2 separate regions of the Homo sapiens genome follow, and region 2 is linked to region 1. A link is a loop called in an ENCODE intact Hi-C map of the cell type or tissue named here. Cell type or tissue: K562. All regions are shown on one strand. Each heading gives the region's core, and the rest is flanking DNA. Links, peaks and the distances in the headings are about the cores only.

Region 1 (11,516 bases), core at 3,517-11,516:
CTGTGAGGCTGTGGGCTGGAAGGTGTCACCAGCCGTGTCCCCGGGACAACAGCAATGAGCATGCGTGATTACTCACTGGGAGGCTTTGTTGTGACCTGTAGGCTTGCTCCAGCAGCATGGGAGGAGAGGGCTCCTTCTACTCCCCCATGCCCAATCCCACACCCTCAATATTGTTCCCCTTCCAGCTCCTACGGCTTGCTTTTCTCCTGCAGAAGCCCTTCCAGTCTAGCTGGCTGATTCTGGAGTCAAAGTCCCTGGAAAAAAATGCCTGTGCTGTATGTCTTCTTTGATAGTCAAGTCTGCTCATGATTCAAACCTACATGGAAGGGCACTCCCTCCCTGCCAGGCCTCTCCTTACCCTGAGCCTGGATGGGGCATGAGGATGGGTGACAACCCCTCCCAAGATGCTCACAGTCTATTAAGGAAGACACCATGAAAGCAAATAGCAAAATTATCCTATGACCAGGGGCCAGTGGAGGCAGATATCAAAAGACCGAGAAGCAAAAAAGAAGAGGAAAAATAAAGAGTGAGCAAAAAAGGCAACATGAAGTGTTGACAATTTCTTCTCATCTGACTATAGTGGCATCTGAGTGGTTCAGACGATGATATTAGTGAAATTCTGTGTAGAATCATCCTTTCCATGGAAACCCTTTAGATCTGGGTTTGTCCTGCCTCTGTGTTGGGTTGGCTGTCACCCTTTGTCACCTTGGGCAAGTCTCTTCACTTCTTGCCTTTTCTAGGACTGACTTTTATTTTCAAATGATGGTAGTATGTATAGAATAATACACTGTCCACACTCTTACACACACATTTGTTTACTTAAAAGACTGTTGAAAGAGAATATTAATGATTTTGAAAAACTGTTCTTAGGTCTTACATGAAAAACAGACATATGCTAGAGGCCTTCATAAGAATATATTAAAAATCAGCAGAGAAAACAATGTTTTTAAAATGTGTTTTTCTGGGTTATGGGATTACACATGATTTATTTTTATGCTCTTTTATAGTTTATATTTTTTCAATAAGTACCTATTATTTTGTTGTCTGAAAATTTATGACTCAATCAAACATAATCTAGACAAGTTTTTGAAAGTTTATATTTTAATAATGTTTGTGCTTCTGACACCATATTCCTAAATTTCAGGGCTAGCTTTCATTTCCCCAAAGTAATATCTTTCTAGAATGTTCCTCAGCTCGTAGAGTCTCTTTGCTCAGAAGAGATGAAGCTTGAAAAGGGGGAGTGAGGTTTGGGGGAAAACACGATGGAAAGCTCTCTGCAAAGCAAACACTACCATTGCCTTTCAGGTGTTCCAGTGCCTCTTAATTGAGGGTGAGAATTGTGGAGAAGATGCTCTAAGAGAAGCAGAAAGATTTGTTATTGGTGATGAAGAATTTGAAAGATTCTTGGAGCGCCACAAAGAAGTGTCCTGCTTGGTGCCTGAATCTAACCAGAAGGTTGTATAAAGCAAAAGTTGTTTTCTTTGTCATCATACATTCAGATTGATTCCCAAAAGGGAAGTCTCTCAGCCAAGGACCCCACACATTGTTATTTTAGAGGGTTCGGTGGTGAGAAATGGGAGGAATGCCATGTCAGGGCAGATAGGGCTGAGGGCTGCCATTGACTCTGCCACCTCCCAGCTGCAGGGTCTTTAGAGAGCTTCAGTTTCTCTATCCACGATGGATAGAGTGGTACTTTGCAGATGATACAACTGTATATAGATTCATGTAGATATTCTTGCTATATGATTCATATAAGTATAATGTCCCTATGTGTCATACATGCATGACATAACCCCTAAACATAGAAAGAACTAACGAACGCCACTCTGTTGATATCAACATTATCACTTTATTTAGTTGAATAATCTCTATGTATAATTTTGTTATGTTGCACAGAATGTAGAAGAAATGTTTCCCATTTAGTTTTCTAATGTAATGACAATTGGATCCATCCTATTAGCACAAATTTCATACACCGATAAAACAAGGTTGGCCAAAACATGTCTACACTGTGGAGCTTCAGGTATAACTAGAAGCCGGGTATCTAAAAATGTGTTCTCAGAAGCTACAGGAAAAAAAATCCATTAATAAGGAACCTCCTTATTAATGAAAGATACAAACTTTAAAAAAATTATGATAGTATAATTGAATCCATAAAATTAAAAATATGTCACACATATCATAAAATTAAAAGTGAAATATGTTAACATGATATACTGAATTGTATAAAATAAAGTATTATATATAAAGTTATTTAAATCAATAAGAATCTATGAACACCAAAAAAAGCAAAACATCCAATGGGCATAAATAGATAATTTACAGAAAAAAAACAAATGGTGAATAAACATTTTAAGAGTATTTGATATTGTCTATATTCAAGGAAATACAAAATAAAATATGAAGCATAAAGTTGCAGTAAGAGAGGCAAGTTCATATTGTTAGCAAGAGTATAAATTATTGCAACTTTCCTAGAAAACGAATTGCTAACTTTATAACCTTTAAAATAGCCCATATTTGAATTTAGAAATTCTACCTTAAAACAAGAGAAATATTCACAGAACTAGAGAAGTACTTATGTAAAGATATGTTACTGCAGTATTAAGAATAATACCGGCCGGGCGCGGTGGCTCACGCCTGTAATCCCAGCACTTTGGGGGGCTGAGATGGGCGGATCACGAGGTCAGGAAATCGAGACCATCCTGGCTAACACAGTGAAACCCCATCTCTACTGAAAATACAAAAAATTAGCCGGGCGTGGTTGCGGGCGCCTGTAGTCCCAGCTACTCGAGAGGCTGAGGCAGGAGAATGGTGTGAACCCGGGAGGCGGAGCTTGCAATGAGCGGAGATCGCTCACTGCAGTCCAGCCTGGGCGACAGAGCGAGACTCTGTCTCAAACAAACAAACAAACAAAAAGAATAATACCAAAAAAAAATAAAGATAGCCTGTCATTCAGCATACAGAGAATGAGTAAGTCTGTAGGTTCACAGAATGAAATGTTACACTGACTAACAAGCATATTCCAAAAATTTTTAAGTGACAAGGAGAAATTCTGATAATATAATAGTAGGTACAGATAAAAAACAGTATGCAAAATTAATTTGAAGTTTAATCCTGATGTGTAAAAAAAAGTATCTCTACATATTCCTTTGGTTATCTTGGAGTAGTGGAATTATAAGTAGTTTTATTCACCTTTATAACTTTTTGAACTTTAAAATTTTGTAACTTAAGTATTAGTTTTATTATTTTAAAAACAGCTTCTCCATCTGCCATCCAAAAATACATATACAGGAAAATCTCTACCCCATATGTTTAAGTAATGCTAGGAACTCAAAGAGCAGACATTCATTCCTTATGCTTTAGACTTCTGAGGCTCTAGGTAAATGGTTCAAGTTTAAAAGGTAATGTTGAAGTGAACATGAACAAGAAAATCTCAGAATGAAGGACAGGATGACCATCAAAAAGAAGAGAAAGGGGGTAGAGGAGGTTTTCCTCTATGCACTATTTTATTTAATTTTTTAAAACTCCATCTTAATAGTTAATATGACATCAAAGAAAATTTGGTTGAGTACCTCCTTTGTAAGAGGGACTGTTAACCCTTTGACTCATTGCCATTTTCACTAATGCTTCATGAGCCAGGTTGTATCATCCCCATTGTATACATCAAGAGGCCGAGTGGTAGGTACTCATTTACCTGACTTGTATCAGGGGCAAAATCTGAATTTTGATGACCCCAAAGCCCACAAACCTTTTAGCCAGTTTGTTTCAAACTTCATCAAATCACCTGGGATCTTGTGAAAGGGCAGACCTCTACTCAGTGGGTCTGAGGTTGGCCCACCACTCTGCACCTTGAACTAGTTCCCAGATGATGCTGATGCTACTGGTACCCCACTAGACATTCAATAGCAGGTCTGCTCCCATCCCTTCCTAGGAGTTGGCAAATGCTGGCCCCAGGGATGGGTCTGGCCTGCCACCTGTTGTAGTACAGGATGCAAGTTAAGACTTGATGAGGGAAAACATCAAAACAAGAATCGTATTTGTGCCCTGTGAACATTATATAAAAGCTGGTTTTCTGGGTCCATAAATTAAGTTTCAGTGGAGCTCAGCCAAGCTATTTTTCTTATGTATCATCTGTGGTGGATTTTGGGCTGCAAAGCACAGTTGATTAGTTGTGACAGACTGTGTGGCCTGCTAAGCAGAAAATATTTGCTATCTGGCCCTTTACAGAAAACATTTTACAGACCCCTATCTACAAGAATAGGTATAGAAGGAATACCTTCCCATCAACAGTGCAGGTACAGCTTCTATATACCTATAGAAGTCATAACTGTTTGTAAGTAATGTTAGGGTAATAATAAAATCCTCAGGTAAATCGACCCTTTAGCTCCAAAAAAATAGCATTCAAGAGAGTTCTGCTTTATACATTGAAAAGGGAGAAATTAGATACATGGTGGACACAGTCATCAGAAATATCATGTAAAGAAGAAAAGGGCTCTCCCAAAGTGTGAAGGGTTGGGGAAATTGCCTTGGGGTTCAATGTCAGGGAAGCCTTCAGGATGAAGGTTCTGATGTGTGACCTTTTCAGCAAAGAGCAGAGAATCCAGGCCTGCTGTGATCTGTTGAAAACCGAATGCACACAAACAGAGCCTTGTCTTGTGAGGGCCATGCCAAAGGCAACTCAAGGGAAATGAGAAATGCTGGATCCAAAACAATACAATGCAAACACTACAGGTGGACAATTGAGCTCACATACTGAGAAATGCACCTGAAACTAAATTTGTATTAACTTCTCCTTTGCAGATGAAAGACTCCTACCTTATTCTGGATGAATATGTGAGTATTTCCAATGAGTTATAAAATTAAAACTTAATTAATTAATTAGCAGTAATGGCAGAGTTGAGTTCCATGAGCATAACTATCTAGTACCTATTTGTCCTTCTTAATTAGCACTTCACAGTTTGATAGTCAGTGATTATGATTATGCCAGAGCCCTCACTTCACAGGGTCAAATGTGGAGCTAAACACTGGAACAGAATAAGCTTCAACCCAGGTCCCAGCACTGATTTGCACTGAGCACCATATGATATTGTCTGCCATGTAACTATGCATCCGTGGATGTCACATTGAACCCGTTATCACACACAACAGAGTCATCTGTTATGTAGTCCTGGGCTGGAGGCTCTCCTGAGATAGGGCATCCAGCCTACTTTGAAGGAAGGCCATATCACTCTTCTCATTATCTTGGACAAACCAGGCACAGCCAGCTTGTCTTCTGATTGATAAACCTTGGCTTTCCTAAGGAGAGGCTTATGTTTCTGCTCCAAACACCACTGATATTATTCCTACCCCCACTGCCTTCCAAAGGAAGAGGGAAACCTACCCTTCTCAAAACTGAAAAACAAATCACTTTCCCCTTTCCTCTGTCTTTTTTTTTCTAGATCTATAACCATTGCCACTCTTCCTAGCAAAGGACAAATAATTCCATTTGAAGACATATTTTAAAGAAATGAGCTCCAACAACCTTGAATTCCATATTTAAATTGGATTTGTTTTTTGGAGAAATACTTACTGTCACTTTTGATGTTTGCTTTTCTTTCTTTCTTTTCTTTTTTTTTCTGAGATAGGTTTTCCTGTCACCCAGGCTAGAGGGCAATGGCACAATCTTGGCTCACTGCAGCCTCAGCCACCTGGGCTCAGGTGATCCTTCTGCCTCAGCCTCCCAGGTAGCTGGTACTACAGATGTGCACTACCACACCCAGCTAGATTTTTATGTATTTTTTGTAGAGATTGGATTTTGCCATGTTGCCCATGCTGGCCTCTAACACTTGGGCCTCCCCAGATGCTGGGATTCCAGGTGTGGGCCCCCATGTCCAGCTGGTATTTTGTTATTTTCAAGTTAACCAATCATTGTTTATACCCATTTCATTTCTTAACAATATAAGCTTTCTTAATAGAGCATAAGGGAAAAGGTGATAAGGAAAACATTTAGTTTCTGGGTCCAAGGTAGAGAGGAAAATTCAAACAATTTATTTTTGGAGTGGAAATTATTATGATTGTCTAGTGATTTTGACCAGCATCCCTCAACAAACTCACTGGTCTCCACATATTTGGAAAACACATCGTTGAACCAAAATTTGCTTTTACCAATTGAATAACATTTTGCTTCAATAAGTATTACTTGAGCTCCTATGAAACACTCAGTGTAGGTCGTAAGGAGTGTGAAGAAATCGTTTCTGCCTACAGAGTAGAATAGGACAGACTAAAACAAATGAAAATGGATGGAATAAGATTAAAACAAAGAGCCTTCGCAGGTCATGGAAGACTCTTCTTGATCTGGCACCTGCCATGGAAGACTCCTCTTGATCTGGCACCTGCCTGCCTCAGCAGCACCTTTCTTTTCATCCTCTCTCCGTTTCTCAAAACAAGCCTTTATTAATATTTACATATATGCATGCATGCACGGATGCATGCACATCATTACTATTCCAGAAACACCGTCTACCTCCATTTCCCCAGTACATCATGCTATATCACACTTCTGTGCTTTTATGATACCATTCCCTCCAATTTAAAATCTCAACACATAATTCAGATGTTAGCATTTGGGGCAAGCCTCTCCTGATTACCCCTTCCCCCAGTGGAACTACATCTGCCCATGCGGGGCGCATATCATTCTGTTTATTGTGCGCTTAGGTGTCTACTGTACTTAGCCCAGCCTCTTCCACCAGACCATGAGCTGGTTGAGTAGAGAGATGGGGTCCAAGGGGTTCAATATCAGCCACAGATTTCAAAAGATACCTGTCGACATGACTGGAATATCAAAAGCTATTTGGGATTAATAGTCTAGATTGAGTTTTACAGGATTCATCACATGGAAATATACCAGTTTCTGTTATGAATTTTCTAGATGCGCTTTCTGAACTGTAGAAAGGGACGGAAGGACCCTTCCAAGTCCATCCTGGATGTTGGTGTAGAAGAAGCTATAAAATTCAGTGGATTTGATGAAAAGATGTTTCTGAAGCGAGGAGGAAAATACATATGGAGTAAGGCTGATCTGAAGCTGGATTGGTAGAGCGGAAAGTGGAACGAGACTTCAACACACCAGTGGGAAAACTCCTAGAGTAACTGCCATTGTCTGCAATACTATCCCGTTGGTATTTCCCAGTGGCTGAAAACCTGATTTTCTGCTGCACGTGGCATCTGATTACCTGTGGTCACTGAACACACGAATAACTTGGATAGCAAATCCTGAGACAATGGAAAACCATTAACTTTACTTCATTGGCTTATAACCTTGTTGTTATTGAAACAGCACTTCTGTTTTTGAGTTTGTTTTAGCTAAAAAGAAGGAATACACACAGGAATAATGACCCCAAAAATGCTTAGATAAGGCCCCTATACACAGGACCTGACATTTAGCTCAATGATGCGTTTGTAAGAAATAAGCTCTAGTGATATCTGTGGGGGCAAAATTTAATTTGGATTTGATTTTTTAAAACAATGTTTACTGCGATTTCTATATTTCCATTTTGAAACTATTTCTTGTTCCAGGTTTGTTCATTTGACAGAGTCAGTATTTTTTGCCAAATATCCAGATAACCAGTTTTCACATCTGAGACATTACAAAGTATCTGCCTCAATTATTTCTGCTGGTTATAATGCTTTTTTTTTTTTGCCTTTATGCCATTGCAGTCTTGTACTTTTTACTGTGATGTACAGAAATAGTCAACAGATGTTTCCAAGAACATATGATATGATAATCCTACCAATTTTCAAGAAGTCTCTAGAAAGAGATAACACATGGAAAGACGGTGTGGTGCAGCCCAGCCCACGGTGGCTGTTCCATGAATGCTGGCTACCTATGTGTGTGGTACCTGTTGTGTCCCTTTCTCTTCAAAGATCCTGAGCAAAACAAAGATACGCTTTCCATTTGATGATGGAGTTGACATGGAGGCAGTGCTTGCATTGCTTTGTTCGCCTATCATCTGGCCACATGAGGCTGTCAAGCAAAAGAATAGGAGTGTAGTTGAGTAGCTGGTTGGCCCTACATCTCTGAGAAGTGACGGCACACTGGGTTGGCATAAGATATCCTAAAATCACGCTGGAACCTTGGGCAAGGAAGAATGTGAGCAAGAGTAGAGAGAGTGCCTGGATTTCATGTCAGTGAAGCCAAGTCACCATATCATATTTTTGAATGAACTCTGAGTCAGTTGAAATAGGGTACCATCTAGGTCAGTTTAAGAAGAGTCAGCTCAGAGAAAGCAAGCATAAGGGAAAATGTCACGTAAACTAGATCAGGGAACAAAATCCTCTCCTTGTGGAAATATCCCATGCAGTTTGTTGATACAACTTAGTATCTTATTGCCTAAAAAAAAATTTCTTATCATTGTTTCAAAAAAGCAAAATCATGGAAAATTTTTGTTGTCCAGGCAAATAAAAGGTCATTTTAATTTAGCTGCAATTTCAGTGTTCCTCACTAGGTGGCATTTAAATGTCGCCTGATGTCATTAAGCACCATCCAAAAAGTCTGCTTCATAATCTATTTTCAAGACTTGGTGATTCTGAAAGTTTTGGTTTTTGTGACTTTGTTTCTCAGGAAAAAAAATATTCCTACTTAAATTTTAAGTCTATAATTCAATTTAAATATGTGTGTGTCTCATCCAGGATAGGATAGGTTGTCTTCTATTTTCCATTTTACCTATTTACTTTTTTTGTAAGAAAAGAGAAAAATGAATTCTAAAGATGTTCCCCATGGGTTTTGATTGTGTCTAAGCTATGATGACCTTCATATAATCAGCATAAACATAAAACAAATTTTTTACTTAACATGAGTGCACTTTACTAATCCTCATGGCACAGTGGCTCACGCCTGTAATCCCAGCACTTGGGAGGACAATGTGGGTGGATCACGAGGTCAGGAGTTCGAGAACAGCCTGGCCAACATGGTGAAACCCCGTCTCCACTAAAAATACAAAAATTAGCCAGGCATGGTGGCGTACACTTGTAATTCCAGCTACTCAAGAGGCTGAGGCAGGAGGATTGCTTGAACCCTGAAGGCAGAGGTTACAGAGCCAAGATAGCGCCACTGCACTCCAGCCTGGATGACAGAGCAAGACTCCGTCTCAAAAAAAAAAAAAAAAAAAAGCAAGAGAGTTCAACTAAGAAAGGTCACATATGTGAAAGCCCAAGGACACTGTTTGATATACAGCAGGTATTCAATCAGTGTTATTTGAAACCAAATCTGAATTTGAAGTTTGAATCTTCTGAGTTGGAATGAATTTTTTTCTAGCTGAGGGAAACTGTATTTTTCTTTCCCCAAAGAGGAATGTAATGTAAAGTGAAATAAAACTATAAGCTATGTTAAATACATTTTCAGCTGTTTTATCCACCATTATTCACAGGCCACGCCCACACCACCCCCACCCCCACCACCACCACCTAATGCACTGTCAGGATTTGCAAGGCCTTAATGTTTAAAATATTCAAATGTTAATTTCTCTTAAAGGGGAGAAATAAGGACTTCTAACATTAGAGTAAATTCAAATTCAGCCTATATAGTGTTTTGCTTTATGTTTTCAGTTTTAAATGTGAGTGTTAGTTTTGTAAAACACATTTAATTGGGAAAGCAAGGAACAATTTCACGGAGGTATCTTATGTGTTAAGGGAAGATATTTTATGTTGCATTTAATTCTTTCTTTTTTTAATCCAAAATTTTATTTGACCATGTTTGTCTAGAAGTGACAATATTGTTTCTTACGTTAACTAGAACTGGAGCCTGGAGATAGAAAATAAGTCTAGTTACATAAAAATTTTAAATTTATGCACATTTGAATTTATCAATTATGAATATATACACTCTACACAATGAATAGTGGAGAATAATGAAAGTAGCAAACCATTGTATATGTCAAAGTAATTTCTATAGCATATATATATGTGTGTGTATGTGTATGTGTATTATACTTTAAGTTCTGGGATACATGCGCAGAACGTGCAGGTTTGTTACATAGGTATACACGTGCCATGGTGGTTTGCTGCACCCATCAACCCGTCATCTATATTAGATATTTCTCCTAATGCTATCCCTCCCCTAACCCCCCACCCCCCAACAGGCCCCAGTGTGTGATGTTCCCCTCCCTGTGTCCATGTGTTCTCATTGTTCAACTCCCACTTATGAGTGAGAACATGCATTGTTTGGTTTTCTATTCTCGTGTCAGTTTGCTGAGAATGATGGTTTCCAGCTTCATCCATGTCCCTGAAAAGGACATGAACGCATCCTTTTTTATGGCTGGATAGTATTCCATGGTGTATATGTGCCACATTGTTTTTATCCAGTCTATCATTCATGGGCATTTGGGTTGGTTCCAAGTCTTTGCTATTTGTGAACAGCACTGCAATAAACATACGTGTGCATGTGTGTTTATAGTAGAATGATTTATAATCCTTTGGGTATATACCCAGTAATGGGATTGCTGAGTCAAATGGTATTTCTGGTTCTAGATCCTTGAGGAATCACCACAATGTCTTCCACAATGGTTGAACTAATTTACAATCCCACCAACAATATAAAAGCATTCCTGTTTCTCCACATCCTCTCCAACATCTGTCATGTCCTGACTTTTTAATGATTACCATTCTAACAGGCGTGAGATGGTATTTCTCATTGTGGTTTTGATTTGATTTGATTTCTCTAATGACCAGTGTTGTTGACCTTTTTTTCATATGTTTGTTGGCCACATAAATGTCTTCTTCTGAGAAGTGTCTGTTTATATCCTTTGCCCACTTTTGGATGGGTTTGTTTGTTTTTTTCTTGTAAATTTGTTTAAGTTCCTTGTAGATTCTGGGTATTAGCCCTTTGTCAGGTGGCTAAATTGCAAAAATTTTCTCCCATTCCATAGGTTGCTTGTTCACTCTGATGAAAGTTTCTTTTGCTGTGCAGAAGCTCTTTAGTTTAGTTAGATCCCATTTGTCAATTTTGGCTTTTGTTGCCATTGCTTTTGGTGTTTTAGTCATGAAGTCTTTGCCCATGCCTATGTCCTGAGTGGTATTGCCTAGGTTTTGTTCTAGGGTTTTTATGATTTTATGTCTTACGTTTAAGTCTTTAATCCATCTTGAATAAATTTTTGTATAAGGTGTAAGGAAGGGGTCCAATTTCAGTTTTCTGCATATGGCTAGCCAGTTTTCCCAACACAATTTATTAAATAGGAAATCCTTTCCCCATTGCTTATTTTTGTCAGGTTTCTCAAAGATCAGATGGTTGTAGATGTGTGGCATGATTTCTGAGGCCTCTGTTCTGTTCCATTGGTCTATATATCTGTTTTGGTACCAGTACCATACTGTTTTGGTTACTGTAGCCTTGTACTCTAGTTTGAAGTCAGGTCGCGTGATGCCTCCAGCTTTGTTCTTTTTGCTTAGGATTGTCTTGGCTCTATGGGCTCTTTTTTGGTTCCAAATAAAATTTAAAGTAGTTTTTCCCAATTCTGTGAAGAAAGTCGATGGTAGCTTGATGGATATAG
Region 2 (12,181 bases), core at 2,209-10,208, 110 kb after region 1:
CATTTTTGAACACCTGGCTTGTGCCAGATGCCCTGGGTACGTAGGTAAGACATAATCCCTGCCCCCTCTGATCCCTTGCTCAGCATTAGATGCAGGTGTGGGCTGCGATCATTTGGGGCTTGAAGGGCTAGATTTGCAGTGTGGATAGTGGGTTACAGCACAGAGAGAACAGTGAATTCTGCCAGAAGTACTCAGGAAGGCTTCAGGGGCATTTGAACTATTTCCTTGAGAAAGCATGAACGGATAGAGCCACCATGGTGGGACCAGCGAAGGAAAGAGGGTGTTGGGGCATGATGGGTCCAGATTGAGAGGACTTTGCTAAGGTTTCTACTAGTCTAAAGCTCAGCAGAGACATACAGTCATGCGCCTCATCACCATGTTTTGCTAATGATAGACCATATATATAATGGTGATCCCATAAGATTACAGGAGCTGAAAAATGCATTCTGCCTAGTATTTACTATTCTGTACTTTTTTATCGTTATTTTAGAGTGTACTACTACTTATGAAAAAATAAGAGAGGTGTGGAACAGCCTGAGGCAGGTCCTTTAGGAGGCATCAGAAGAAGGCATTGTTGTTAATCTCATATGAGATGACAGCTCCATGGTGTTACTGCCCCTGAAGAACTTCTAGTGGGAGAAGATGTGGAGGTGGAAGCCAGTGACATGGATGATCCTGACCCTGTGTAGGTCTAGGCTAATGTGTTTGTGTCTTAGTTTTTAACAAAAAAAGTTTAAAAAAAATAAAAAAATTTACAAATAGAGTAAAGCTTACAGAATAAGGATATTAAATACATATATACACACACATGTATTTGTACTATGTATATATTTGTACGTATATATACACATATATATATTTGTACAGCTGTGTTCGTATTTTAGGCTAAATGTTATGAGAATAAAAAAGTTGAGAAAATGAAAAAGTTTACAAAGTAAAAAAGTTACAGGAAGCTAAGGTTAACTTATTGAAGAATGGAGTTTTTATCTGAATTGAGTGTAGCTGAAGTATAGAGTGTTTATAAAGTCTGTAGCAGCAGTAATGGCTGGGCCTTCACATTCACTCACCACTCACTCACCCGGAGTAGCTCCCAGTCCTGTGAGCTCTATTCATGGTAAGCGCCCTGTATAAGTATATGATTTTTTACATCTTTTATAGCATATTTTAAACCTCTTCTATGTTTAGAAATTTAGATGTGCAAATACTTAGTATTGTCGTTAATATGCGAAAATACTTGTAATTGCCTACGGTATTCAGTACAGTGGCACAGCACCCTGTACAGGTTTGTAGCCCAGAGCAATAGGCTGTGCCAGCTAGCCTAGGTGTGTAGTAGGCTATGCCACCTAGGTATATGTTACTACATTCTATAATGTTTGCACAGTGACAGAATCCTCTAAGGATACATTGTTCAGAATGTATTCTCTTCTTGGACAACTCATGACTGTAACTGGCAAGGACTAGAGGGCTCCAGACTAGCTGTATGTGAGCAAAGCCTGCGAGAGGGCAGCATGCTTTGCCACCTGCCATGTGGCCACTCTGGGCCTTCCTTGGGTTATCAAGGTTGGGATCTAAAGGGGGCATGCATTTTCTTATGATCCCCACTTTTCTGCACGCTTTGTTTCCATTAGTAGCCATTGTTTGGCTATTGTGTGGGGACCACAAGTTATGGTAGAGCAGGCAATCAACTGGAAAACCATGAGTGTCGCTGGTTCTCAGATTAGCTCCCAAACTAATGAATGGGGAACCTTGGGCAAGTCCTTTAACTTCCCTCTCTCCTCTTGCTTTCTCATCTCTGAAAGAAAGGTGGGACTCTTTGGTCTCTGAACTGTGAGTTACATGGACTTTGTCACTTGCTGTCCCACTGCCACTGCCTTTGCGTGTGCACTCAGATTCTTCCTGCGGCCTGTGTGGACCCCACAACTCTATGCAGCTCAAACCAGGCAGAGGCCTCTTTTGCTTTCATCTCCATCCAGGGTCTCCTCACTGTGGTAGCAAAATGGTGGTGGCTGCAGATGTCACTTACTCCCCTGTCCATAAGTGGGGAAAGAGAAGGTCTCTTTCAGTAACTCCTGTAGATAAAACAGAGACTTCCTTCCCCAGCAAATAACCTTCCAGCTCTATTGGCTGCACCACCCTATCTGATCCTACTTCTGGGTCCTTAAGATGGGATCTAGTAACTGGCTTAGAGTCTGGCCCGACTCTAGGATCCAGTCCACCAGATCAGATGGCCAAGATGGGCAGAGGAATTTCCTGAAAGAAGTTCAGGGTGTCCCTTCCAAGAGGGCAAACCTGCGACTGCATTCTTGATTTGAAACTTATCCTGTACAGGAAGCGCCTTCCTGAGTGAAAATGCCTGACATCATCTGGTCCCTGCCTTTTCTTTTGCCTTTTTCTGCCTTTTTCCCCAGCTTCCTAGCTCCATTGCGGATGCTCCTCCCCCTTTCTCAATTTCCCATACTGAGCCATCCTAAACTACAGGACTTCGACGTTTCTCAGCTCTTCAAACATCTGGAGCTTAAACTTACAATAGCATTTCACATACTGTGTGGCGGTTGTGTTCCCTGATCTATAACTTCCTCTAAAGGAGCTTTTGAAGAGAAGGGGTTTTCTTATGTTCTGCTTTTTCATAAATGTTGGCACATAATGGCCCTCCAAAAAAAATGTTGATGCTCACACATTACATACTTGAGTTCCAAGTGGCTTAAGGCAGGTAAGAGTGAGGTGGTTCTCTTTCTAGTCTTATTTTTACAATTATAACTGCTGCTGCTATGGTTTTATCTCTGCATTTTCTGTGAGATGTATCTAAGAAATCATAGCGTCGTCAGATTAAGAAGAAACTAAATATCTTACACTGTGATATTGGCCTGCCCTGGTAAGAGTGAATGGTGGGAAATAGTTTTCAAAGTGTTCTTCAGCTGAAGGTCCCTCTGTTCAAATGAAAGTCTACATGAAAGCCTAGTATATGCAGAATGGTTGAAGCCAAGCTTGCTCTTTCAGTATGGAGTTTAGGCACTAGGAGGCTGTCTGATCATGTCTGCTCTGCAGGCTGGCTCCTGGGGTTCCGAGGACCATCGGTGGGCTTCCCAGGCCTCTCTTCTGGGGTCTGAGAGGTTCAGAGATGCGTGAATCCAGCCATCAGAGTTGCCTCTCCTAAGCAGAGGGCCTCCTTTTAGTCTTGGTTTTTCGATGGGGAGAAGGCTGACTTGGAGGGTGGGATGACTTTAGGGTGCAAAGGATGAGTTCCAGGGCTGTTGCAAAGAGCGAAGCTTCCAACTGCCAAGCTGGCAGTTTCCAGCTGCCAAGATGCCTGCAAAGTAAAGAGCTGCCTCTGCAAGTCTGTTCCGTGTTCCCAGAACACAGAACAGCTTCCTGACCTCCTTTGTCTTAAGACCAGCACCCGTACCCCTCAGATTCCCTGCTGACAACTCACAGGCTACAACCAGAGTTGTCTTCATTTTTATCCATGGCTCTTAGAGTCCTTCTAAAACTTTAGCTTATTGCTTCATCTCACTTCTCATAAAAACCTGTGAAATAGGCAGGATTCTCCATCTCATGAGAGGACGCTGCAGCTCAGAGACATGAAGGGGCCTGCCCTGGAGTGAGGTGCTTGCTGGAAAGCCTGACTTGGGTGCACCTGCTCCTTGCATATCTGCCACTCTTTTTTTTTTTTTTTTAACTTGTGGTATTGATGAACTGAAGTGCTGTTAGAGAATTGCACATACCCTAATTTACACACACATTCAAAGTGTTTTTCTCGGTGGCATCATTCCTTTAATGAAAAGCATTTTTTCCTCGTGTTGCCCCTGAAATCATGACAGCTATGCTCTGTCCCAGTCTAAAGCCCGGATCCCAACAATCTCTGTTACCCAGAATGTAGCCCAGAACCTCCATGAAGCAGAACAGCTTGACGAGGGTCTGGAGTTGTCGGAGTTCCTGCACATTAATCTTGGCAGAGGACTTCACTCAGAGCCCAGGGATGCTGTAGTTATAACTTTTTCTAACTTGATGTGTATTTTTCCTAATCAAGAGTATGAAAAACTAAAATGCGGAGGATGAACAATTCTCTACACAGTTAACAAGAAATGACAGTTTGTAACCTGATGACACAGGATAAGTGGCAGGCCAGAAGATCTCAGCCTGTGCTGCAAAATGCTCCTGGGACACTGACAGGTGTGTCACCAGGACCTGTGTTTTGGGAAGGGACACCTGCCTCCTCAATGTCAGGGCAGGAGAGGGTAAGGGCCCTGTGACTCCTGCCTCCGATGCCCGTACTGGCCTCAGAGGAGAGTTGTGGCCCCGCTACCCCAACCCTTGCTGGTCTTCACAGGTGGGTCCTGGTACCCCAACCCCGAGCCCCTTCACTGCCTCCCTCCCTCACTGGGACCTCTGGGACCAGGCTGGCAGCCACTGTCCTCTCTCCATGGCCACCTCCCCAAAGCCTCCCATCCTCCCTTCCCTGTCCATGGCCTGCCATTCCAACAGTATTCTCTGAAATAGACACTCAGTCTATTTAAGTGGGGCTCCTTACCTTCTTCCACCCTCTGACATTGAGGAGGTAGGTGTCCCTTCCCAAAACACAGGTCCTGGTGACAAGCATGGGCCTATACCTTGAAGTAGGCTGTCTCTGCACTAGAAATTTGATGTCTATTAAGGGTCCATGAGAAAATGCCGATTCCTGATAGTGGCTTTGCTCAGAAAGTGAGCCAAGGGATGAAGGGCCACTCTGGAAGCCTTTGCACACCCTGCCCTAGTTAAGGTCAGAGAGTGCCTTCCCACCCCCTCAGAACCCTGCCCCTTCCCACCTGGCAAGGATCCTTGGGATCTACTTCCTCTCCCCATTTTGTGGACTTGACTCTTCACCCCAAAACCCTCCTCAGTGCTTTCTTCCAGGAGGCCTGTCTAGGACCGACAGCAGGTAGCGTCCTCAACCCTGCCCCAATGTCAGCAGGATCCCTATCAGTCTCCCCAGCCCTTTCTTATACAATGGGTAAAGAGCAAACAAATAAAACTTTTGGTTTCATGATGGGATAGAATGATCTTCAGTTGTCTGGAAAATTCAGATCTTCCCAACAGAGGCTGAATTAAGAAAGTGTCACACGATTACAACTTAACCCTCTGCTGTTAGACATTCTGAGTATTTGCACGCCTACTCACATTGTCTCACACTCAGCCTCTCAAGCGCGTCTGTGCATGTGTCCCCTTCTGTCCAGGTCTTAAATTCGCACACACTCGATTTCACAGACACACTCATTTCACCTCCATTAAGAGTCTGACCCAGGGATCATCCTGCCTCAGCTTTTAACCACCCTCAACATAGTACACTTGCCAAGCCACAATATGCCTTTCACCCAATGTCACAGCCTTGGTGTGGAGTGCATATATATTTGTTGAAGTGACAGGCCGAGTCCCTGCCTGTTCCTGCCTCTGATGTTGGTGCTGTCTGTGTGCACACCCTGCTACCACACTGCCTCTGTTCCGTTCCCCTGGGAGGTCTTCGTGATGAAGCCGTGGCTGGGTGAAATATGCATTTTTGCTCCTCTGTGAATCCGGGTTTTCATATTGAACAGATAGAACAAACGGGCCGCGCTGCCCACACCACCGCTTCTCTTGCAGCTTGTTTGGAAGCTGAGGCTGCAGGAGCGAGCTCCTTGCTAAGGAAGGAACATGCATTCTCTCAGAAGTCTTCCCTCTCCACCAGCCCAGCACTGCCTCCAGAGGTGAGGGGAAGGCAGCTGGACAGTTCACTAGTCCCTGTGGTATAGTGGAAAGCACAGTCTCCACGTCAGTGTCTTCCCCTTGTGGTTGGCGAGGGGGAGGAAAAGCCCAGTGGCGTCCCTAGAGAGCCAGATCTTCCTGGCTGTCACCCCCATCTCACCCTGTCTCTGGCTTCCCGGGCTCAGTCTTCAGAGCCTATCACTGCCTCTTTGGCTGCCGCCCAGACCTCAGGACAGGCAACTGTGAGAACAAAGAGCGGCCTTCCTCCTTTTTGGCAGCGGGTGCGTGGTCACATGTGCAGGCCTCCTCGGGAACGTCCAGCTTCTGGTGGCTTTTGTAGACCGCAGTGTAGCTGCAGGCCCGGCTGCAGGTTGTGCCCAGTCCCTTACCCTCCAGCTGTCCCCTCACAAACACTTCCCTGAAGCTCTGCTGACACAGTGCCCTGATTAAGAACCGCAGGCCTGACCGGTCACACTGGCCTTCCTGCCCCGAGTGGGTTCTTATAAAGCAGCCGTGGATGACACAGGCCCCCTCCCGACACGGTGCACTCTCCACTGCCTGCAGGAGTGAGCCCTGCCGCTCCACTCAGCACTGCTGCTGCCTCCTGGCCTACTGCACCCCATGCTTCCCTGTCCCCCCGGGCCAGATGCTGTTCCTGAGCACACCCCTTCTGGTGGAGCCTGCTTCCCTTTCTCCTGACTGCTGTTTGTCTTGGACAAACTCAACACTGGAAGGGGCGGTCTCTTCCTCGTATAAGGAGATGGAATAAACAGCCTCCGCATCCAGTCCTGCTGTCGTGCCTTGCTCCTGAGACCTCTGAATGGCCAGGGAGCCGGGGCTCTGGGCATCCTCCTGGCCTCCACCCCAGGTCCCTGCATGCCACCCCACAAAAGCAGGTGCTCAGTGCTAGCTGCTGAATGGACTTGAGAATCCCAGATAAGTGACAGGCTTGCTACTGCTAACTTCCCACCTGGAGTTCTTGAAAGAGAGTGTTTAACACAAAATCATTCCGTCCACATCTTCACTGAGCATCTACAGTCACCAGCCACCGTGTGAGGGCCGCATAGGGCCACAGAGGCATTACCCCTGGCCTTATCTACACTGCAGGAGATGAGGTGTGCACTCACCCTCCACATGGGTGACAGGAGACCCATACACAGCATGCGGGCTGGAAGACTCTGATGATGGAAATTGTGCATAGGTAGAATGAGGTTAAGTAGGTGGAGGATACTGAAGGGGTAAGAAGAACTAGTATTTGCCGGGGCCTTACTTTATATAGGGCAAAATCCACCCTTCCAGCAAGGATGCCACCTGCAAAGCAGGATCATCTTGTTCTGTAGCTGAAGGGACTTAGTCTTAGATAGCTTAGGAAAAAGGTAATGCAGGGGAGCAGCACGCCGATCATGACCTGAAGCAGCTGACTGTGAGCCTGCCTGCCTCCTGCACACCACCCAAGGCTGTGGTGAGAGCACAGGAGGCGGCGGGTCTAAAGGCTCGACAGAAGCAAGAACTCATATAGATGGGAGCGTTTATTTTACGCATAAAGTCTGGGGCTTTTTTTTTTTCAAGAACCTTATAAAAACAAACTTTATAATTTGAACTCTTCAGCTTGTGAGTGAAGTCACAGTCCTACATCCTTGAGGAAAGTGATCCTTGCCAGAACATGTACTGTGCAGCTTGCTGGGCAGTTTGCTGCAGGTTCCCAGGGCCATCCAGTGAGAGTTGCCAGGGGGATTCCCATGAGGCTGTCCTCAGAAGGGAAGGCTGTGCAGGAGGTCGTGCCTCCAGCCTCCTTAACCACAGCCCTCCAGCCTGTGCTGAGGACCCGGCTTGTATGGCCCTGCGGTGGTGGTGTGTAGCTAGCACACCTCTGTCTCAGGGCTCCAGCCCTCCTGCTGGGGCTCAGAGGAATGCCTGTTGCCAGGTGTCTGGCTACTCTGTGTGTGTTCTACTCATCTTTGTGTCCTTCCATTCACCCTCTATCTGCAAGGCTTTGATTCATCCCTTGCTATTTGCCAGCACTCTGTTAGGTATGGGGAATAGAAAGATAAATAATTAATAGTTCTTGTTTTCAAAGAATTCACCATCTACTAGAGGAGAAACATAAACAGACCATGGATTATTGATGGCTCTAGAAAGGCTGAGAGAAACCCTTGCGGAGCGTGTAAGCAATATTCCGGAGCACCGCTGTCTCCGGGGTACTGGAGCTGTGGAGTGATTGTCCCTCTATCTGCCAAGCTTATCCCACAGTATTAGGAAGTGGAGGCACTGGGAGAGAAAGGTCCATGCTAGAGCCACATGTCTGCTAAGTGGGTGAGCTACAATTTCAAGGCAGCCTTGTGTGTGATTCCAGGGTCTTTGCTCCCAACCACTGTTCATGGGGCTTTTGCTGCTTCAATTTGGACCTGCCTGCGTGTAATGTTTGTGTTAATAAATCGTGGATCCCAGATAAGCACCTTTGAGCACAGTTTCTGGGCATTTTCTCCTGCTTTTAGGATCATCAGTAGCCAGCAGGCCTTCGTGTGAAAAAGCAGACAAAAATCAGACTCGCTGTAGTTTTAGGCGAGGCAGATATTTCTCTGTGGCCACTTCTCCTTGGCAGGAAACTTCTGACGCACCGGAGGTATATTAGCAAATCAGCAGTGCTGTCTCGTCATCAGGTTTCAAAGAGTTGGAAACCAAAGTGGAAAATGAAATTCCTGGAACATTCTGTGGCTTACCCCCCTTTCTTCCCTCTGTGTGGCTGATGCCTTTTTTCCTGCAATGCCTTTGACCCTCTGGCCAACTTTTCATCTCTGGGAAGCCTTCCCTGATCCCACCCAGGTGGGACCCCTCCTCTCTACCCCTGTAGTGGCCCATTAGAGCCTCCCTGCCCCCTTGAAGTGGCCCCATGAGAGCACGGAGCACAGTGCATTGTGATGATGATCTGTGCATGCCTCTTTCCCCTACACTGGGCTGTGCGGGTCTCAATAGCATTTGCAGCATTGCAAATGGATCATTGCATTTGCAGCAGCATGAACATGAACATACAAAGGAGAGGTTCTCGGGGTTGACTGACACTATGCCCCTTTAAAGTACATACAATTCCTTGTTCTACAGAAAAAGTTTATGAGGTAAACAGAAAATATGTATTGAATGATTGATTTTGAAAGTGTTCTTTTAAAAACAATAAATTTTATTGTATATATTTGAGGTTTATAACATAGTATTATGGGATACATATAGATAATAAAATGGTCATATAGTGAAGCAGCTCAGCGTATTCATCATCTCACATAGTTGCTTTTTACGGTGATGGGCACCTAAAGTCTACTCACTTACTAACAATCCCTGATATGATACAATTGTATTAAAGTTAGTCCTCATGTTGTATGTTATATCTCTAAACTGGCTCATGTAAAAGTTTTCAATTGAGGAGTAAGTATACAAAAAATGTACAACAGACAAACATAAAACCTCACCAGCCTTGGAATCAGCCACATGTGGGTTTGAGCCCTAGTGCTTCTATTGAGCTGTTGTTGATGTCTCTGAGCCTTGGTTTTCTCATCTGTCATGTGAGCATGGTAACACGCCATATGACTTTTGTGCATGTTTACTGAGCTAACATAGGTAATGCAATTCACGTAGAATCTAGGACTTAGAAAGCATTTGTCTACTGCTATCTATAATGAGTGCAGTAGTAGGAAAATGTGTCAGTATCTGCTTTTAGGCTGTGTATTTTACAGAAGTTTCTCTGTTTACCTATTTTTGTGCTCATTTCAAGACATCTTTTTGCAATTAGAATGAAAACCATAGCTTGTGAGTCATGACCCACTTTATATCTGGAAGAAAGCTGGGCTTGTTTTTGATGGATGCAAGGTCAGGCGCTTGGAACGTCATCTCTCTTTATGTAGTGAACAAATTGATATTCCCAGAACATAATCCTTTTGCAGATTGTACAGATAGCTGCATCCTGATGACACATGATGTTCACTCTTGGGTAGCTTTGAAACCCAGACATGACTCACTACTTGTTGCATATGGGTGTACGCTTCATGCCACTTTTAATTGTTGTATTTTGCTTCTTAGGATGCGTCATGTTTTATCATTATATACTGATCCGCACAATATCCTGAGAGTCTTCAGCATCGTATATTGGTTTAACGCACTCCAGTATCCTCCAGAGACCCCATTTAGACAAACTTCATAATAGAAAGTAAAATAATGATCTTGTTGCTAAGGTTTTGGGATTTTTAAATACCTATAACTGTAAGAGACAAATCACGTAAGTAGACAAAAAAGAGACAACAGCCACTATTTACTTAGCTGGTGCTGTCTACCAGGAATTATGCCAGGTGCTTTCATAGATTACTGTCACAACAGCGCAGGAAGATGGGCCTTCTGGTTTTATTGTCAAGTGCAGGGAGATGGGCCTTCTGGTTTTATTGTCAAGTGCAGGGAGATGGGCATTCTGGTTTTATTGTCAAGGGAGCTGTTGCTCAAACTCTGACTTGAGGGACAAGGATTGGTTGAGCCTGTCTGGCTCTGAAGCCTACAATCTTTCTCCCTTGTCATGTGGCACCCAATCATAAACAGAAAGTTCCACTGATCTGCCAACTGTTCTGCTCATTGTTACAATGGTTCACCACTCTAGTAGTCCGCAGCGCCACTGCCACTTAACACGTCTGCGGATGGTTCCCAGAACCAGGCTGCAGCCCTGCTGGAGGCTGGGTGTGACTCCTCTCTTGCTCATCATCTGCCTCTCCCTTGTTCTGAAAGAAGTCTTTGCATTGGTTTTAATGAATTTATCTCTGAAAATTCTGCCATCTGGAGTCTCACGTAGAACTCCAAGCCTGGGGTCGTCCATACTCACTACTCTGGGAAATGTCTTCATAAACCATAGGTTGGTAAAATGTAGATGATCTGTGAAAACCTAAGTTTAGGGCCACTGCAATCATCAGAGCCCAGGCAGATCAAAAGAACACAGGCTGGAACACAGGGTTCAGTGTGGAGCCACCAACATTGTAATTTGTACTTGAAGTTACAGCTCTTGAGAAAAGCTTTGGGAAGTGGCTCTTTCTGAGGATTGCCTTGATTTTTGTTTTTTAAAGAAATTGCAATCTGGAGTCTTCAATGAATGAAATATTCTATTTTGCTAGGATGGGGAGAATTACCAGTTTAGATCAAATTATTCTTTATATATCAAGCATATACTCTTCTCTGTGTATTCTTCTATACTTTTTCACTTGCCTAATATTCTTACAACTCCACTGTGAGGTAGGTTAAACCACCCTAAATTGCAGATCAGGAAAATAAGGATGGTAGAGAGAGATTAATAGGCTTGTTCTAAACATGGAGGTAGAAGGAATTGCAGTTGAATTTCCATTTAGACCCATTCATTAGTAATAATCATGCATTCTTGTAATAAAATGGATTATACGTTTTTGCGGGGAGATGTCAGCTCAGCAAACATAGCTTATTAATTTTTCTTGATTAATTGCTATTATATTTTAATAATGGTATTGTAATATTATATATTGTTGCTAATATGAACTTTAAATATACTGGGACTGTGATTAAAGTTGATTTGGGGATGCCGTTGTAGGATTTTACATCATTTTCTATGCTCTTTGAGTTCTTATATAAGCTCTACATCTAGTTTCTCTTGGTAGTGAGCCTAGCTGGCAAAGGCCGTATTGTTTCTTCTCATTGCTGTTTATAATATGCTTTTCAGGGAAACACTAGATTTCTAAGACTAGTAGACTTTGTAAAGCAGGAGTGAAGACCACAGAATCTTTTATATTAACTCTACTTCATGTCCTTCACTTCTTCTTGTTTTGCTTACTTCAGGCTTTAAGCAGTGCCCCCAAGTAGGTAAGGTAGGTAGTGAGTAATTGCCTGGTAAGTGAGGCACCCTGAGTGAGGAATGCCAAATACAGTTGGGTTCTCAGCAGGGAGATCATGGGCATTTTGTCTGAGCAAGCTTGGGTTCACATCGAGGCTCTGGGTACTATTTGTGTAAGTTGGCAACTTCCTCCTTTGCTGACTCAGTTTTCACATATGAAAAATGGAACAGTCATACCTTTCTTGTAAAAATGCTCTAAGGCTTCAGTGAAAGACTGAGAGATAAAATATTTAATGCAGTGCCTGCATCTTATAGGCATTTGAGAAATATTACCTCCCAGCCTCCCTTGCTGCCTTTCATCTTGCTTTTAGAATTCTTGGCTCTTGTGTTTGCTGAGGTTTTGTGCCGGGATCTAACCCATAGCCTTAGCTTTGTGATTGAGCATACAGTCCCTGGCACAGAATGGGTACCCCATAAATAGTTGTTGAATGAATAAAACCTCAAAACCTCAAATGTGTTGGTTGCTGTGGACTACACAGTGAAAATATTAAACTGTAATGGAATGATGTGCCTGGTCCTTTTTTTAATGCATCATGGTTTCTTCAGCATTAAGGAGGTAAAGATGTTTATAGACACTTCTCT

What was found. Hi-C counts contacts between places; a loop is a spot of excess contacts. Peaks named below come from ENCODE experiments on the same cell type or tissue, not always from the same donor. Only the 100,000 strongest peaks of a DNase experiment are listed, where the experiment ranks them.
Region 2: it touches region 1 in a loop (3-fold over the local background); 10 of 110 quality-filtered maps call a loop at or near these places.

What each region holds. Positions count from the first base shown.
Region 1 is chr2:6,888,871-6,900,386 of GRCh38, forward strand. It overlaps RSAD2 (radical S-adenosyl methionine domain containing 2), which reads left to right. Exons shown (of 6, transcript NM_080657.5): 4 at 1,306-1,455; 5 at 4,801-4,833; 6 at 6,908-9,369. The coding sequence ends at 7,072. Among named protein-coding and RNA genes, the nearest start is that of RSAD2, 17 kb to the left of the region's middle. In K562, for the core only: a CTCF peak has its summit at 8,485; a DNase peak (open chromatin) is centred at 5,171.
Region 2 is chr2:7,002,260-7,014,440 of GRCh38, forward strand. The region is part of intron 3 of RNF144A (ring finger protein 144A); the gene reads left to right. Among named protein-coding and RNA genes, the nearest start is that of GRASLND, 90 kb to the left of the region's middle. In K562, for the core only: a CTCF peak has its summit at 5,750; a DNase peak (open chromatin) is centred at 5,852.